3 separate regions of the Homo sapiens genome follow, and all the other regions are linked to region 3. The links are chromatin loops, found by intact Hi-C in ENCODE. Cell type or tissue: gastrocnemius medialis. All regions are shown on one strand. Links, peaks and the distances in the headings refer to the core of each region. The heading gives the core; the rest is flanking DNA.

Region 1 (6,007 bases), core at 521-5,520, 77 kb before region 3:
AAATACAAAAATTAGCCGGGTATGGTGGCAGGCACCTGTAATTCCAGCTACTCCGGAGGCTGAGGCATGAGAATCACTTGAACCTAGGAGGTGGAGGTTGCAGTAAGCTGAGATTGTACCACTGCACTCCAGCCTGGGCGACAGAGTGAGACTCTGTCTCATAAATAAATAAATAAATAAAAAATACTGAGTCACGATAGTAGAAAATCCATTTCCTCGCAGAGGCAGAGAAAAAAGTTCTGAATTGGGTGCCTGTTTGTATTACAAGGCTGGATGATTTTCTTTTTGATATTTTGAAAGGGATATTTTCCAGAACAGATTTTTAGACTGCAGCTAAAAGCATAATGCTTGAATTTGGTAAGCACTTATTAAGTCTCATACAGTTTGTGGTGGCTGTGATGATATAAGACTGAGAGACAAGGAGAAATTTCTCAACAAATGTCAAAATTGGAAGTGTCTTATATTGTTTTAAAATTGGGAAGAGCTAAGGAGATGGAAGATATAAATCAAATAATGTACTGAGTTGGACTGGCAGAGCCTGAGGTACTTACTACCCTTAATTACTTGGCAAGGACAAATGACACTTGGAATTAATTGCTCACTGTGTCAGACAATGTGTTACTTTGATATAGACCAGTGGTTCTCAAACCAGGATGATCATCTCAATATAGATTCCCAAGCCTTGCCCTGAGATTTCAATTTTTGTAGGTATTGGGGTGTGGCCCAGGAATATTTTAACAAGCTCCCAGTTGCTTCAGATGATCAGACAGGTTTGGGAAGCACTGATTTAGACTATTGTCTGTGCAACAGGAACCCTTTTTGTGGGGCTTTTTGCTTGTTAAAATTCAGATTGCTGAGCTCCACCTCCCATATTTCTGATTCATAGGTTTTGAGTGGGGCCTTTGAATTTGCTTTTCTAATAAGTGTTTAGGAGATGCTGATGTGGCTGGTCCTGGGACCACACTTTGAATACCACTGACATAGACCATCCCCAAGACTCCTGGGCACACTCAACAAAGAAAAATTCCATAGCGAGGTCTCCAGTTTTTGTGGCTCAAGTTTTTGCATTTCCTTTTCATGTTCTACTTCGTGATTTCTTTTTTACCCTGGAATGAGCATTAACTGATGGACCTCTGTCCCAGGGGAAGGTTTGGAGAGGAAAGAAAATGAAGTCTGTTGACTAGGAAGGTGGTAGTATAAGGAAAGTATCCCAGAAGTTGTGTAGCTGTGGGCAAAACCCTCGTTCTGTGACCTTGGTTTTACTGTGATCTGGCAGGTCTCCTCATCTTCCTGAGCTCCAGCCATGCTTCCTCAGTGTGCTTCCGCCTGCCAGGAGGCGTTTGCTCTTCTCTAAGTCTGGAAAGCTCTTCTCGTTTCCCTATTGTCTTATTGCTTGCTTAAACTTGAGTCTCTGCTTGGTCATCGCTTCCTCAGGAAGCCTTTGCTGACCTCCCTCAGTGGGTCACTCCTTTTATACACACTCAGCACCATGTACTTGCCTATCTCAGCAGTTACCACAGTGGCAGTTTTTTATTTCCTTGCGTGATAATTTGATTTGTCTCTCTCCACTAGACTGTAACCTCTGTGCTTTACAATGTAAAAAACCGTATCTGTTTGTGTTCCTATTGTGTTCCGGCCTCAGGCACTGTGCCTGGCACATAGTAGCTGAATGAGCAGCAATGAATGGGGTCACACTGTACAAACAGAGTGGCAAGGGCAGGGTAGGTATTCCAAACTTGGCTGCATTTCTGCCTGCGTGTTTCTAGAAGATACTGCTATTCTTATAATTTCCTATTTTTTGCTCAGATTCATTTCTCTTATTTTCCAGAGTCCTGACAGTACGACTACTATTTATTGAGTGCTGACTACATAGGCCAGGCATCAGCTATGATCTCACATTTGACACTGATTTAGGAGGTCAAGAATCTTAGTCTACTAACATTTAAGATAGCATTTTTTCCCTGAGATTCTAAAAACCACAATGTGTGTTGTAAAGATACAATCTATAGATAAAAGTAATTTTTTAAGTTTTATATTAAGGAAAAACAGCAAAAGCAATTTTATTTTTAAACTAAGGCTTTTTATGGAATTGGGGATAGGTGGTGCCAAAGGATAGATAGTAAGGTGATTTCCAACGAATTGGAAATAGGACTGCCCTCTAAATCTCATAACTGGTAATGTCCAGAAAACGCACTCACTTTATAGAGACAGGGTAGTTTGGTTACTGGCTAGAACAAGGCTTGACTAACAATACTTAAATGTCCAAACCATATCTATGTCAATAAGAAAGGGATTGTGGCGTGGTGGCTCATGCCTGTAATCCCAGCACTTTGGGAAGGCAAGGGGTGGGCAGATCACCTGAGATCAGGAGTTTGAGACTAGCCTGGCCAACGTGGTAAAACCGCGTCTCTACTAAAAATACAAAAGTTAGCCAGGTGTGGTGGTGCACACTTGTAATCCCAGCTCCTGGGGAGGCTAGGCCAGGAGAATCGCTTGAACCCAGGAGGCAGAGTTTACAGTGAGCCAAGATCGCGCCACTGCACTCCAGCCTGGGCAAAAGCACAAGACTGTCTCCAAAAAAAAAAAAAAAAATTGGGGGGAGTTGGTATGCTGTAAATAAAAAAAAAAAAATCTAGATTCAGAGAGTCACAATGGCACTAAATAAGAAAAGATCAGGGGGACCCTGGCCCAAAGACTCAATTACTCTAGTTCCTGTAGATAGATCTTTGCTATGGAAACCAATTGAATCATCCAACTAATTACCCTCACTGGAAGTCCATGTTGACTTGCAAGCTCTAGATGAGCGTTGGGAGATAGTTCTCCAAGGGTCCCTCACGCTTCCTTTGTGCTGGACTATCTTTTCAAGGATGTTTGTGTAGCACACAGCCTTGGAAAAGAGACACGGTGGCTCTCCATGGAGCACAGGGCAGGCAGGCTTACTGCCCATTATAAAATATATGCGTTTCCTAAGAGCAGGGTTCCCTATGCAACTCGATCCACTGCATATGCAGATGTCACCTAGTCCTCTTCACGGTGTCATGTGGCAATTGGGGCTTGAGGAACCAGTACAAATACTGAGACTCTGGCTACTGCTAAGGCCATGAATAGAAAGCCGTTTGTCTCTGACTCAGAGGTTTTGTGCCTCCCAGCATCCATGAAATTGTGGCAGGCTAATTGTGGTCATGCTGGCCCAGATGTCTCTCTCCTCACGACAGTGACATGAGGGACAGATTCCCTTTTGTTTTTTGCTGACACAGCCAATTTCTGAGCCTAACAAGTTGAGGACCAGCCCCTGGAACAGGAATTAATAAAGATAAAGACCTCCTGGGAGATTGCAACAGCAGCTGTGTTCTTAATTGTTCATAAGAAGGCAGATGGAAAGAGTTCCTATAAGGGACTTGTATTGGTCTGAGTTCAGTCAGGAGACAGAAACCACGATAGGAATTTCAACAGATAACTTAATAGAAAGGATTGTTAGCCAGGTATTAGGCAAGAGAAAGGCAAAGTGGGGATACTCAGGTATCACAGAGGTAAGAATAATAGGAAACAGGCTGGGTGTGGTGCGGTGGCTCACACCTGTAATCCCAGCACTTTGGGGGGTGGAGGCAGGCAGATCACTTGAGCTAGGAGTTTGAGACCAGCCTGGCCAGCAAGGTGAAACCCCGACTCTACTAGAAATACAAAATTTAGCTGGGCCTGGTGGGGCACGCCTGTAATCCCAGCTACCTGGGAGGCTGAGGCAGGAGAATCACTAGAACCAGGGAGGCAGAGGTTGCAGTGAGCCGAGATCATGCCACTGCACTTCAGCCAGAGTGACAGTGTGAGACTCTGTCTCAAAAAATAAAAAAAAAAAGAAGAATAGGAAACAGCAATCACCCTTGGGGCTGGGTGAACAAAAGTCAGAAAAAATATTTTTTGAAACTTAGGGGCTTGGAGCAGGGCCCTGCAGGGTGAGGACTCAGCCCTCTGGGCTAGGAAGGTCCCGCTTGGCTGGCCCCGATGCCTCATGCTGAGGAGGGGATGCCAGCCAGTAGGTGCTGGTGTCTCTGAGCAGAGAGAGATGGGGAGGAGGTGGTGAGGCTGCTTCTGGAAATGGTGGAAACACTGGAAGCAACTGCTGCTGCCGGGATGAGGTGGTGTGATCATGGTCACTCTTAGGAACAGGAAGCCAACAGCTCCCTTCCTCTAGTACCCCTCCTGGCAGAGCCAAACAGAGACAGCCAGCTGCCAAAATAAGCCTGGGCTGCAGAGTCCCAGTCCCAGCATCCCAAAGGATAAAAAATAATCAGCACAGGATTTTAAAAGGCTATTTGACTACAGGTTAGAAAGTGGGAGGAGGGAGTGGCCTGGGAGGGAGTTGGGCAGTTGCCTAGGGGTCCTCCAGCATTAACTTGAACTTGAATCTTTCTTTAGGTCGGGGAAGGGAGCAGCCATGGACAGCTGACTTGGTAACATGGGCGATTACCAGGACTATTTTGTAGAGCATGCTGGAAGGAGGCAGAAAGAAACATGTTCATATGCTGCAGGGAAGATGGCCCCACTGGCTACTTTTTAAGATTGCATACAATTTTATGGGCTTTGCAGAGAACTGCGCAAATTCCCGTGTCTGTCCCCCACCCTGTTAATGACTGCCATATTGTAAGAGAAAGAACTTGGCAGATGTTTGATTATGCCTCACCCACCATTTGTGGCCCACATGACTTTCACATGAACTGATTTGTAAACTATAAAGCAGTATGCAAATGAGAAGTGGTATTTATTATTTGTATCCTTTCTGGCCATTGGCTGAGTTCCAGGCAGATGATGGGTTTCTATCTTCAACAGAGGATTTCAGAGGAGATCAAAATTACAGAGAGTAAACACTCAGAACTTATAAATTTTTGTTTTGTTGTTTTATTGTTTTGCTTTGTTTTTTGATTTGTTTGAGATGGAGTCTAGCTCTGTCACCCAGGCTGGAGTGCAGTGGCATGATCTGGGCTCACTGCAACCTCCACCTTCCGAATTCAAGCGATTCTCCTGCCTCAGCCTCCCGAGTAGCTGGGATTACAGGTGCCTGCCACCACACCCAGCTAATTTTTGTATTTTTAGTAGAGACGGGGTTTCACTGTGTTGGCCAGCTGGTCTCGAACTCCTGACCTCATGATCTGCCTGCTTTGGCCTCCCAAAGTGCTGGGATTACAAGCGTGAGCCACTGTGCCCGGCCAGAACTTATAAAATAAACAGGATAGTTTTACACTCTTCCGATTCGGTGTTTACACATAATGGCCATTCTTTTGGAATCTAGAATTTGAACCCAGATAAACTGGGTGAATGTCTTAAAAAAGAGCGGTAGTGCACATACTGTTGCAGTTTTAAAATAGCTGTGAACTGATTTTGACCATATATGTATTTGAAAGCTTTATAATGGAGGGTTTAAAATTTATTTACTTTACTTTTTTTTTAAATTTTTTATTTTTTGAGATAGAGTTTCACTCTTGTCACCCAGGCTGGACTGCAGTGGCACCATCTCGGCTCACTGCAACCTCCACTTCCTGGGTTCAGGCAGTAGTCCTGCCTCAGCCTCCCCAGTAGTTGGGATTACAGGTGTGTGCCACCATGCCTGGCTAATTTTTGTATTTTTAGTAGAGATGGGGTTTTGCTATGTTGGCCAGGCTGGTCTTGAATTCCTGAACTCAGGTGATCTGCCTGCCTTGGCCTCCCAAAGTGCTGGGATTACAGACATGAGCCACCGTGCCCGGCCATATATTTATTTTAATTGAATAGAACTTATTATAGTGCTGGTACTGAGTACTGGACAAAAGCTCAGGCCACATCAGGCTTTCCTGATGGATGATCCGAGGTGTTTCAGGAGCCAATCTGAATCTAGGTAAAGAGCATTGTCATATTGCGATGCTGTTATGTTCGTCTTTATTATACTTACTCAATTTATTTTGTAGTTCTGATTGTAAATGTGGAAGGCTGATTTCATTCTTGTTATTGCCATGTGGCTTTAGTTTAATAGCTATCA
Region 2 (6,007 bases), core at 390-5,389, 95 kb after region 3:
TAATGCATAGAGAGGGAGTTTATCTGAAAGATCATAGAGTAGCTGATATACTTTGGATGGATATTTGCCCCTCCAAGTCTCATGTTGAAATTTGGTCACCAATGTTGGAGGTGAGGCCTGGTGGGAGGTGTTTGGGTCATGGGGGTGGATCCCTCATGAATGGCTTGGTGCTGTCCTTGCTGTAATGAATGAGTTCTAGCACCACTGGTTCCTGTAAGAGTGTGTTTAAGGCCAGGCATGGTAGCTCACACCTATAATCTCAGCACTTTGGGAGGCCGAGGCGGGTGGATCACCTGAGGTCAAGAGTCCAAGACCAGCCTCACTCACATGGCAAAACCCTGTCTCTACTAAAAATAAAAAAATTAGCCGGGCGTGGTGGCACATCCCTGCAGTCCCAGCTACTTGGGAGGCTGAGGCAGGAGAATCACTTGAACTCAGGAGACGGAGGTTGCAGTGAGCTGAGATTGTGCCACTGCACTCCATCCTGGGCAACAGAGTGAGACTCTGTCTCAAAAAAAAAGAGTTGGTTGTTTAAATGAGTATGGCACCCATTCCCTCTTTGTTTCTTTCCCGCCATGTGAAACGTCTGCTCCCTTTTCACCTACCTTCATGACTGTAAGCTTCCTGAGGTCACCAAAAGTGGATGCTGGCACCATGCTTCTTATAAGCCTGTAGAACTGTGAACCAAATAAACTTCCTTTCTTTATAAATTATCCAGGCTAAGGTATTATTTTGTAGCAACCCAAATGAACTAAGACAGTGTGTCATGGAATTTAAGCAAATGTCATTCCACCCCAAGCTTTGGGAAAGCCGATAACTTATATTCCCTGGGTTTGGGTAGAGCAGTTTCCAGGCTCTCAGCAGCAGAAGTAAGGAGACCTTCTCTTTCATCTAGAGTTTTTCCTGACATGTTCTGCTCTCACGTTCAAATCCCAGCAGAGAGAAAGAATGCCATTGGCCCATCTTGACCCAAAGTCTCTACCTTTGGAAGAACTCCCTCAAGGCCACAGGGCAGGATCACAGCGAGGAGACGTTACTACTAATCAGTTTCCAAGGAACAGAAATCACTGGGCTCTGGGGAAGCCACACAAAAAAGTGTTTAGTACAATATGCGTACCCGCGACTTTGGGTGATGCTGCAGCATAGAGCAGGTAGGCAGGAAGGAAAGCCAAAAATTCTCAGTTATTGCTTCCCTGAGACCATTATCCCCTTGTAACATTCCCTTTAAGTTCTCTATCTTCCAGATGGAAATTTCTGTCAAAAATACAAATGAAGCAAACTTTCGTAAATACATTCTGAAATATTTATGAGTGAAATGGTAAAATGTCTGGGATTTTTCTTTGAAATATTCCAGGGAAAAAGAGGGGTAGGACCAGATAAAATAAGAAGGGCAAATGTTGATGTTTGTTGGAGTGGGGTGACGGGTACCTGGGGGCTCATTCTACTCTTCTCTCTACTTTTCTCTATTTTTGAAAATGTTAGCTAGACTCAGTGGCTCATGCCTGTAATCTTAGCACTTTGGGAGGCTGAGGCAGGCAGATCACTTGAGGTCAGGAGTTCAAGACCAGCCTGGCCAACATGGTGAAACCTGGTCTCTACTAAAAATACAGAAATTAGTCGAGTGTGGTGGCACACCCCTGTAGTCCCAACTACTTGGGAGGCCAAGGCAGGAGAATTGCTTGAACCCGGGAGGCGGAGGTTGCAGTGAGCCGAGACTGGGCCACTGCATTCCAGCCTGGGTGACAGAGTGAGACTGTCTCACAAAAAAAAAAAATAAATAAATAAAGAAAAGAAAAGAAAAAAAAAGAAAGAAAGAAAATGTTTATTGAAAAGGAAAATGTTTATTGAAAATTGAAAACTACAAAGGAATTATTCTGTTTAACTAAGCTCCTTCATTAGGTCCTTTTAAAATGAATGTATTTTTCTGTATGGGTTTTTTTGGGCCATTTCCTACTCTCCTTGTCACCTCCATTATTTGATGTTTCCTGAAGGCCAGAATGACTCCATCAGTCTTACAAGTATGCACTGTGGTACTCTTATGGGTTAGGCAATGTCTCTTGCTTCCAGGTGAGCTCATAGCCCTGGTCGTTTTGGGTACTTGCCTGTGTATTACTTTCACCACTGGTTCTTTGCACAGGGTTCCACAAAGTGTTTCAGCAACTCTTGTTTCTGTGGTTGCTCTGTTGACCCTCCAAGGCTGACCCTTCTGTTGGGGGATGACACCACCCCAAGGAACAACTGGAGTGAGAACTCTGGAAGCTCTTGGGGCATTTATACCTGGAAGTGGCACATTTTCCCCAGCATCTGATGCCCAGCATTCCCTCAGACATTGGTTGATTGCCCTGCAATCAGGCCAGGTTCTAAAAAATACTGAGAACAACCTTTATTTTTGACCCAACGGGAAAGAAGAAACAAGAAAGACAGCTTGCTGTGGGCCCCAGATCAGGTGGGGTTGGCCAGGTCAGGCGGCTGGTGGCAGGTGCCCAGTAGTCTTTCTTTCCAGCAGTTCCATTAACACTTGGCAAGTTTCACTCCCCTTCAGCATTTGTAACATGCAACTGTTGACATAACTAATATTACCTCATTCTCTTAGGCCCCTGTGTGTTCCTTCGCCACTGTAGTCAGAACTCAGGATCTACACGGCTTATTTTCTGTATGTGCAGTGTTTGTATTTGGAAGGGAGACAGTTTAGCCTTCCCCCTCTGCCCCCCACCAAATCCTCTCACCAAAACCATGGTGCCCTCATTTTTTCCTTTCTGGATTGATGTTAAGCACTTAATGTAATTGCCTTAGGGAAAAAAAAAACAAAACAGCCAAAGATATATAATCAGCCACACCATGGCCTCATATTTCAAAACCTGCCTGGCTTCTTTTTAAATGCTCCTTTACAGGGTGTGAAATCACTCATGTCATGGCTGGGCCTCCTACAGCATGGGAGAGACAGACATCTCATCTTACTCCAGTAAGACAGCCAATGACTTGATTCCTCCTTCCTCCCTATCCCTCTTCCACTTCCCCGATCCCACTCCCAGCCTTTTACCCCATAGTTTCCCAGTCAGCCCTTCTCCAGTGGGCTTTTACTTTTAATTTGGCAGCTTGCTCTCTGATTCTCCTTTGCCTTCCATAAAGAAACCATGACTAAACCATTAGCACTCCATTCTCCTCCCAGTGTCAACCTGCACCTGGGCCTTGTCTTTCACTTCTGCTAGTGCCAGTGGTATTCACTCCAGTTAATTTCTCAGGGTGACTCCATTCCCGAGCCCTGGCTATTTTACCTACCCTCCCTGTCACCTGTCCACCCTTGAAATTCATTCTTCTGATGTAGCACGAACTGGGCTTAATGCAGATCCCTGCTTGTCTTCCCTAAGCGGCACGCCCCTTCTCCCTTACAGGGCCCTGAACAGCAGCGAGAAACACAGAAAGCTTTGGGCAGTTTGTTCTTGCTGATCTATTGTATTAGAGGGTGGGACCAGGAGTAAAGCAGAAATAGCTGGGAACAGTGAAACCTGTATCTAAATAAATAAGCCAACGGCTAAGCTAACGATATTCCATCTCTCATGCGGAGTCACAGTTGGCCAGTGAATATTAGTTTACTTTTACTTGCTGCGTACTCACTGGTGGAGAATGAGCAAGGCTTGGGTTGAGGAGATGTAGGCAGAGGGGAACATAAAGGCAAAGGGGGTGGAGAATCTATAAACCAGACAGACAGGCCTTAACTATGCTGTGTTGTGCTCATTTCCTGGCCCTGCTGAATCATCCCACCGCCACACAGGGTGAGCCAGAAAATCTGAAATCTGAAAATCGTTCTCTGCCTCTGCCTCTGCTCTGTTCTGTGTTTGGCTTTCTTGTCTGTATCACTTCTGTGATGTATATGTTGTGATATCCTAGGAGGTAATGATATGGCTATTATTGTTCCCTAGCAACCCTGCTTTCTAGAGAAAAATCAAAACACACACGTTTTGCTCCTCAATCTGACCTATTCCAATCAGTGTTAACTTTGCCCTGAGCCCTCTCCTTTGTGTGCACACACCCACTCACACATCCAATGTGCTGACCTCCCATCTCTGTGCTACGTTCTGGTTAATAACTTAAAATCTGAATATTATGATCTCTTTTCTCCATAGGCTATGAGTTAAGAGTTTGTGATAGTGAGTCTCATCAAGATGCTTATGGCTAGTTCAGAATGATTACAAATAAGAATACACTAAGGAGATCTAAACACCAGGCTATGCAAATGAGACATCTATTACCCCTTAGGAGATTTTTTTTTTCTGTTTCTCTAAAATAGAAAGCCTGGTTCTTTACTCTGGCCAGTTAGTTCTTTACTCTGTTCTTTACTCAGTTCTTTACTCTGGCCATACAAAGAATGTATGCCTTATAGATTAACTTTGATCTTTACCTACAGTTAAAATGATGAGAATTTCAAAATATGTTGAAAGGAAATACAAGAAAAGGTATAGAACACAGATGCCTAAGAGCTATGCGCCCTGCCAACTCCATTTGCCTAATCATAGCACAGTTGAGTGGAGACCTCTAACTACTCATTCATCCATTTCCTATGCCAGATATGGGAGAAACAGCAGTGTAGAAAGAAACAAGACAGGGACCCTCCCTACCCTCATGGAAAGTAGGGTCTAGTGAGGAGACAGACTTCAATAAACAAGAATAAATAATATATAAGACTGCAATTCCATGGGCGATAAATGCTTTGTTGCTAGGAAGAAAAACTATAAGGCTCTGTGATGGTGTACGATACATCCACAGGCTGGAGTATCAGGGAAGATGCTATTTATGCAAGAGATGTCAAGGATATGGTGCCGGGGGAAGATGGGGAACAGAGTGGGAAGCAGAGAGAGCACAGCCTACAGGTTTGCCAGAGCAAATAGTGATGGTGGAGGCTGTATTGCATAGTGATTATAAATTATAATCACCCTGGCAGAAATTTAAAACACTTTAATTCCTTTTGGGAGTTTATGATAAACAAATTTGGTAGGTATGGGTCTAATTAATAACAGTTATAATGACAACACTAACACTTATTAAATGCTTACTTATACATCAGAGGTATCAACTGTCACCCTCATGGTTATAGTCCCTGAGTACGCTAGACAGCAGTCCCCAGCTCCTAGCTCCTTTATTTATTTATTTATTTATTTATTTTTGATAGGGTTTCACTCTGTCACCTAGGCTGGAGTGCAGTGGTGCAACCTCAGCTCACTGCAACCTTCACCTCTTGGGTTCAAGCGATTCTTGTGCCTCAGCCTCCTGAGTAGCTGGGATTACAGGCACCTGCCACCACGCCCAGCTAATTTTTGTATTTTTAGTAGAGAGGGGGTTTCACCATGTTGGCCAGGCTGGTCTCCAACTCCTGACCTCAAGTGATCTGCCCTCCTTGGCCTCCCAAAGTGCTGGGATTACAGGCGTGAGCCACTGTGCCCGGCCCCACCTCCTTTACTCTGCTTTTCTTTTCTCTATAGTACTTACCACTATTTGACATTTTATATGTCCTTGTTTGCTTGTTTATTGTCTATCTCTCTGATTAGAATGTAGCCTCCCTGAAGGCAGGTACTTCAGCCTGTTTTGTTTACTACTGTTTTCCCCAGAGCTGAAAACAGTGCCTGGCACAAACTTGGCGCTCAAGAAATAAAGATTTGTTAAATGAATGCACAGCTATTATTCAGTTAGTCTGCACAGCATCCTTATGAAATAGGTACTATTTTCCCTATTTTACAGATGAGCAAATTGGCAACAAGAAGTTAGGTAACTTTCCCAAAGTCACGCTGGCAGTGGAGTGGTAGAATCAGGATCCAAACCCAGGCAGTGTGACTCTGGAGACTTGCATGGCAGGGATATCTGCAAGATGGAAATAGCTGTGAAGAGAGTGCACCAGTTTGATTTACAGCTTTTATTTTATTCAAAAGTATTCTGTTTAAAGACTTCAGAAAAGTAATCCAGTTTGGTATTGCAGTTGGAAATATTACTGATTTTATAAAACAGAGATCACCGA
Region 3 (6,007 bases), core at 372-5,371:
TATGGGCATGGCCCTGTGTTAGCACAATAGAAACTGCTGAGAAGAATAAAATATGTGCTCAAATAATTAATAACCTGATAGGAAGAATGAGATCATTTACTCATCTGCTAATTCTTCCTATTATTCATAAAGTATTGACTCAGAGCCTGGTGTGTGTCAGGCTTGGGGCTGGCGGGACAGTGGGGATAGAGGGGTGAGACAGGATGAGACAGTTCTGCCTTCTGGGAGTTAGGTGATCTAGCTGAGGTTACACAAAAACGAAACCTTGAACAAGACCAAATGTGATAGACACCTCTCCGAGGCATACAGGCTCGTGGCTATGCTGTCCAGTACTGTCCCCCTGGCCACATGTGGCTACAGAACACTGGAAATATGGCTAGAGAACTAAGGAGCTGGAATTTTAATATTATCTTATTTTAATTCATTTAGGTTTGAATTTAGAAATGAATACTTGACTCAGTGATTGGCAGACTTTTTAGTATATTTGGAACAAACTTGGGCACTCGAAACTACTTTTTTAATTGTAAATTTTATGAGATTGACATACACATCAAGTACTTCCTATAAAAACTTAGCATCCTGCCGGGTGCAGTGGCTCACACCTGCAATCCCAAGACTGGGAAGCTCAGGCAGGAACTTCTCTTGAGTCCAGGAGTTTGAGACCCGCCTGGCCAACATAGGGAGACCCCGATTCTACAAAAAATAAAAAATTAGCCAGGTGTGGTGGCATGCACCTGTAGTCTCAGGTAGTCGGGAGGTTGAAGGAGGAGGATTGCTTGAGCCCAGGAGTTCAAGGTTACAGTGAGCTATGATCACACCACTGCACTCCAGTGTGGGTGACAGAGGGAGACTCTGTCTTGAAAAAATCCCCCAAACCAAAAAACAATTTAGCATTCTAAGTGAGATGTGCTATAAGTTGAAAACACAAATGAATTTTGAAAATTAGGTACAAAAAAAAAAAAGAATGTAAAATAAAGCATTGTTAGTTTTTATGTTTGTTACATGTCAAGATAAAAGAATTTTAACTATTTTGGGTGAAATAGAATAATATTACAGAAACTGATTTCATCACTTTCCTCCTTTTTTTAATAGGACAACTGGAGAATTTTAAGTTCCATTTGTGACTTGCATCTATTTTTTATTGAACAGCACTGGTTTAGGGGTTTTGAAGGAAAGAGAAAGTGTATCATGAAGTTAATGTTTTGACATGAATGTTACAGAACCGATTGGACTGAGCAGCTGGAAAGGGTAGAGGGCCCTCCTGAGAGAGGAGACTGCACAATGACATTGTGTAGGGTAATGCCAAGTGGGTTGGGTGTGCGGGAGAGCCCTGGGCATTGTGTTCAGGGAGCAGCTGTGAGAAGGGCTGGTCAGGACAATGGAGGGCTTAACATGGGAGCCTTGACCAGCCAGGCCAAGCGGGCTGTGCTTAGTCCAGGTGGCCCAGAGGGGCTGGGAGGCTCTTAGGCAGGGGGCACAGTGATAGGAGCAGCTTTAGTGATGTTTATCTGGCCTCAGTGTGCAAAATGGGACGGAGTGGGGAGAACCAGAAGCAGGGAGACATGCTGTGATGATCGCACAGTACTTCTGGAAGTACCCCGTGGGGTAGAAGGTGGGCTTCCTCTTTTCAGCCAAGACTCTAGAAAACAAAGAAACAAAGCAAACCATAAAAACTTCATGAGATTCTGGCTGGGCACGGTGGCTCATGCCTGTAATCCCAGCACTTTGGAAGGCCATGGCGGGCAGATCACCTGAGGTCAGGAGTTCAAGACCAGCCTGGCCAACGTGGTGAAACCTCGTCTCTACTAAAAATACAAAAGTTAGCCAGGTGTGGTGGTAGGTGCCTGTAATCCCAGCTACTTGGGAGGCTTAGGCAGGAGAATCGCTTGAACCTGGGAGGCGGAGGTTGCAGTGAGCTGAGATAGCACCATTGTACTCCAGCCTGGACAACAGGAGCGAAACTCCGTCTCAAAAAAAAACAAAAAACAAACAAAAAAAAAACTTCATGAGATTCTTCAATGAATTAATGTGGGCCTTATCCACATTCTGTTTCCTACAAACTACTCTTCAGTAAATCAATTTCCTCCCCTTGAAGTGTTTTTAAAAATGTTTCTATTTAACTCGTGTGCAGCTGCGTATCGCCTGGGCCTTGTCCTGGAGCCTGGGATGCAGTCATGTTAATCACCTTGTGAGGGGACCTGGTCAGTGTGCTTATCACTGGGCAGCCCCTAATCTCCAAAGAGAAGGAAATCCATGGAGTCAGCCACAGGAAAAACATATTATGAGAAGTGAATACTAATTACTAGAGAGGATCTGAGAAGTTCATGGATCATAGAATTGTAAAACAGCAAGGACTTCTAGGTATCATTCAATCCAACTTTCTATTTCATTGAGGAAACAGGCCCAGAGAGTTTGATGACATCTCCAAGATCACACAGCAAGTTAGCAGCAGAACAGCAGTTAGAATGTGTGCCTCCAGGCTTTCAGTAGCCTTCCACCGTGCCACATGGAATACTGTCCATTAGGAACATCAAATATACAATGAGTCAAGAAAGATAAGGTTAAACAAGGAGGAACTGTGAAAGCTAATAGCTGGGTCTGTCTATATACAGAGAAAGGTTATATGAGCACACACTGTCCTATGAATAAAAAGGCACGCGGCTTCTGTTCTCTCCAGTGTAGCTCTCTGGCATGTCATTGGCTGGTCCTAAATGGCTTGGGGACAGCTGCCCAGTGTTGGGACGTGAGGGAGGAACACTTAATCCTCATTAAGGAGGGGCTGCAGGGCGGAGGGCCAGTCCTACCACCTCCCCAGGAAGGTTTTCAGTGTCACAGCCTCTCCCTTCACAGGTTTGCAAGGGAGAAAAAAGGAGAGGACTGCAGTGGGAGAGAGGTGTTGAGAAAAAATAAGAGAGGGAGAATGTTGAAAGGTCGAGCTGAGGGCTTGGCTCAAATGTAAATGTTCAGAACATTATGAAGGCGCTTTAAATAGACCTCTCACAGGTGAACACAGTGACAGAGAAAAGCTGCCGGTACTCCAGGGAACTAAGTAAATAAGCACAGATGTCAAATATTCAGAGTTGGATGGGGCTGGGGTGGACCAGGAGCTCAGCAGAAAATACAAGAATGTCTTTGGTTTTAATTGCCAAGTCCTGTTCTATTAGATGGCACCTGAGGAGTTGCTCATATTTCAGGAAATATTTTCTGCTTAGGGACTTTCAGAGGAATAAGTGAAAATCCAGCCTCCACTCTGAACTAATGCAGTATCCGAGTCATGAGTAGGGTTCATAAATAGCTTGAGCTTTCTTGAGGGGTCCTTATGCCATTCAATGAATCTGCCCATCAGCATGTGTTTTATATATTTTCCTTGATAATGGAAACCCAATGATTATCATTAAATAATTAGAGAATCCTATATAACCCAACACATGACCCCTGGAAAAAAGCCACACGAGCTGGTGTCCTCCCAACCCTGCTGTGTTTTTCTCTCTGAGCATAGCATAAGTGGGCATAAAACAAGAGCAAAAACACAAGCAACGGCTATGTTTGGCTTTCGATTAGGCATTAAACCTCAGACAGTTGCTAAACTTCTTGAACTCCATGGCTTCAGTCCAGGTTGGAAAGCAGGTCAAACAAGTCAAGCTGAGTAGAGGATGCAATCTTTTGTTCTCAGCAGGCTTTGAAGTTTGTTTTAGGATTAATATTTAACTTTAGATCTTAACTATTTTATGCCTCAATTTCTCCACATACAGACAATACATAAATCTTGCAATGAAAGAAGATCACACTTTCTTGTAAATGTAAATAGTATAAACTCTTTCCTTTGGAGGGTAAAAAATGGTAGAGTTGGGGCTGTAGAACGGTGTGGTCCAATAGGGGTATAATGTGAGGCCCAAGCACAGGAGTGTTAACTTTCCTAATAGCCACATTTAAAAAGTCAAAACAAGTAGGTGAAATTAATTGTAATAGCATACATATTTTATTTATTAATTTTAACAGCCCATTTTTATTTTTGTATGTTAACATGGAATCAATATTTTAAAAATTATTAGTGAGATATTTTACATTCTTTTCTTTATACAAGTAATCAAAATATATACTTACCACACATCTCAATTCAGACTAGGCACATTTCAAGAGCTTCATAGCTGTATGTGGCTAGTGGCTACTGTATTGGGCAGGTGGTTCTAGAGCCAAAATGAATTGACTGAGAAACTGCCTGATCTTAAGCAAGTTACTTAAGCATCCTCAGTTTCCACATCTCTACAATGGGAATAAAATAATGATACTGTCTATCTTGTTGGATTTGTCATGAATATGATATGTGTAAATATATTTAAAACCTTAGATTTGATCAACCGGTGGCAACCACCATTATTAGTTATCATTCTTAGTACAAAGGATGAATGTGTTAAATTATCTCAAAATGTGGCGATTCCAAGCCAAGTGAAATTCAGTTGAATTTACAGCTTAGCTTTTTTTAAATGTTGGTGCAATTATTTAGTAGCCAAAACCAGGAAAATATACTTGAAATAGTTTATTCTATGATTTCATCAAACTTGTCATTTAAAAATTCATAAAATGGCCTCTCCCCACTCCCATGGCAAAAGGAAGTGAGAATAATTCTAACTAGTTACCTGTCAACTTGTACTCCAGCTTGCCAAAAACATCTGAAGCAGCTGAGTAGTTTTGCATGATTATACTATTTGTAAAAGTGCATGCATTTACATTTTGAGGGGCGGAATTTTCATTTTGGAGCTTTCCAAAAGAGTAAAGCATTCCGTTTAAAGCTGGAATTCCTTCCCTAGTTTTCTAAAGCAGTTTTGCCTTTGAATGACAGCCACATGCTGTGTGAATTCTGCGTTGTCCTGGAGTCTCAGTTTCATTTTGGTGCTCCAGATGCACACCAAGGGAATGCATCTATGCTTTGTGGCCACAGGGGCCAATTCGTGATATGGATGTCTTCTTAATCTCTTCTTTGACACCTGGGAATGGCATAAGAGAGGTGTAAAATTTGATCAGGCCAAGTTACCAGGCCTTATCTACATATGGCCAAGACTAAGACCTATCAGTTTCTCTTGTCGCACGGTAGTAAGAAGACCTGCAGGGAGTCAGGAAACTAGCATTTGGGGTTCGTTTTGCCCTGGTTCTTAGTCTTAGTGGTGGCACCAAACATCTCTGTGGCATTTGCTCCCCACATCTGCTCATGCTGGGACCTTGAATATAGTCCATGTTTTTTAATTTAATTAATTAATTAATGTTTTTTGACACAAGGCCTTGCTCTATCACCCAGGCTGGAGTGCAGTGGCATGATTTCGGCTCACTGCAACCTCGACCTCCCGGACTCAAGCCATCCTCCCGCCTCAACCTCCCAAGTAGGTGGGACTACAGGCACACATCACCATACCTGGCTAATTTTTAAATTTTTTTGTAGACACAAGGTTTCACCATGTTCCCCTTCCTGGTCTTGAACTCATGAGCTCAAGCAATCTGCCCATCTTGGCCTCCTAAAGTGCTGGAATTACAGGTGTGAGCCACCGTGCCCTGCCTAGTCCATGTTTATCACTTCTGCACATTTGTATCTTCTGTAGGTCTGAGGGACTTGGGGGCTGATCAAGGAAAGAGGGGACCACAAGAGGCAGTCACACACAAGCTTTATTGGGTGATGTGAGGGTTGCATGAGAAGAGAAGCCCCTCACAACATGAGATAGCCAGAGGCTCCAGGGGGCCAACATCCAGAAGGAGAGGAGGGATCAGTGAGGGGGCTTCTGTGTCTTGGTGATGTTGTTCAGCAGCACAGAGGCGAGTCCCTGGATCAGAGAGCCCCAAAGTGCGGTAGTAGCTTGGGGTCTCATCATTGCAATGCTGTATCTTATCAATGGCCAACAGATGCTGGGTGAGGTTTCAAGGAGTATGCAAAACAGGTGGGCTCTAAATGGCTAATAGTCTACTTGTTTGGGCTATTTTTAAAAATAACTGGATGTATAAAAGTTTGAGTTTGGTGCCT

The links. A loop is a pair of places that touch in the nucleus more often than their neighbours do. Peaks named below come from ENCODE experiments on the same cell type or tissue, not always from the same donor. Only the 100,000 strongest peaks of a DNase experiment are listed, where the experiment ranks them.
Region 1: it touches region 3 in a loop (8-fold over the local background); 2 of 110 quality-filtered maps call a loop at or near these places.
Region 2: a loop joins it to region 3, with 5 times the contacts of the local background. A loop is called at or near these places in 9 of 110 quality-filtered maps.

What each region holds. Positions count from the first base shown.
Region 1 is chr13:44,928,529-44,934,535 of GRCh38, reverse strand. No RefSeq gene overlaps it. Among named protein-coding and RNA genes, the nearest start is that of TRE-TTC2-1, 14 kb to the right of the region's middle. In gastrocnemius medialis, for the core only: no CTCF peak of the experiment used is centred there; a DNase peak (open chromatin) is centred at 3,075; H3K27ac peaks cover 3,885 bases.
Region 2 is chr13:44,756,693-44,762,699 of GRCh38, reverse strand. No RefSeq gene overlaps it. Among named protein-coding and RNA genes, the nearest start is that of LINC00330, 50 kb to the left of the region's middle. In gastrocnemius medialis, for the core only: no CTCF peak of the experiment used is centred there; DNase peaks (open chromatin) are centred at 2,103, 2,469 and 3,193; H3K4me3 peaks cover 1,684 bases; H3K27ac peaks cover 4,068 bases.
Region 3 is chr13:44,851,427-44,857,433 of GRCh38, reverse strand. All of the region lies in intron 3 of LOC105370187 (a long non-coding RNA gene), which reads left to right. Among named protein-coding and RNA genes, the nearest start is that of LINC00330, 45 kb to the right of the region's middle. In gastrocnemius medialis, for the core only: no CTCF peak of the experiment used is centred there; DNase peaks (open chromatin) are centred at 2,733 and 3,553; H3K27ac peaks cover 5,000 bases.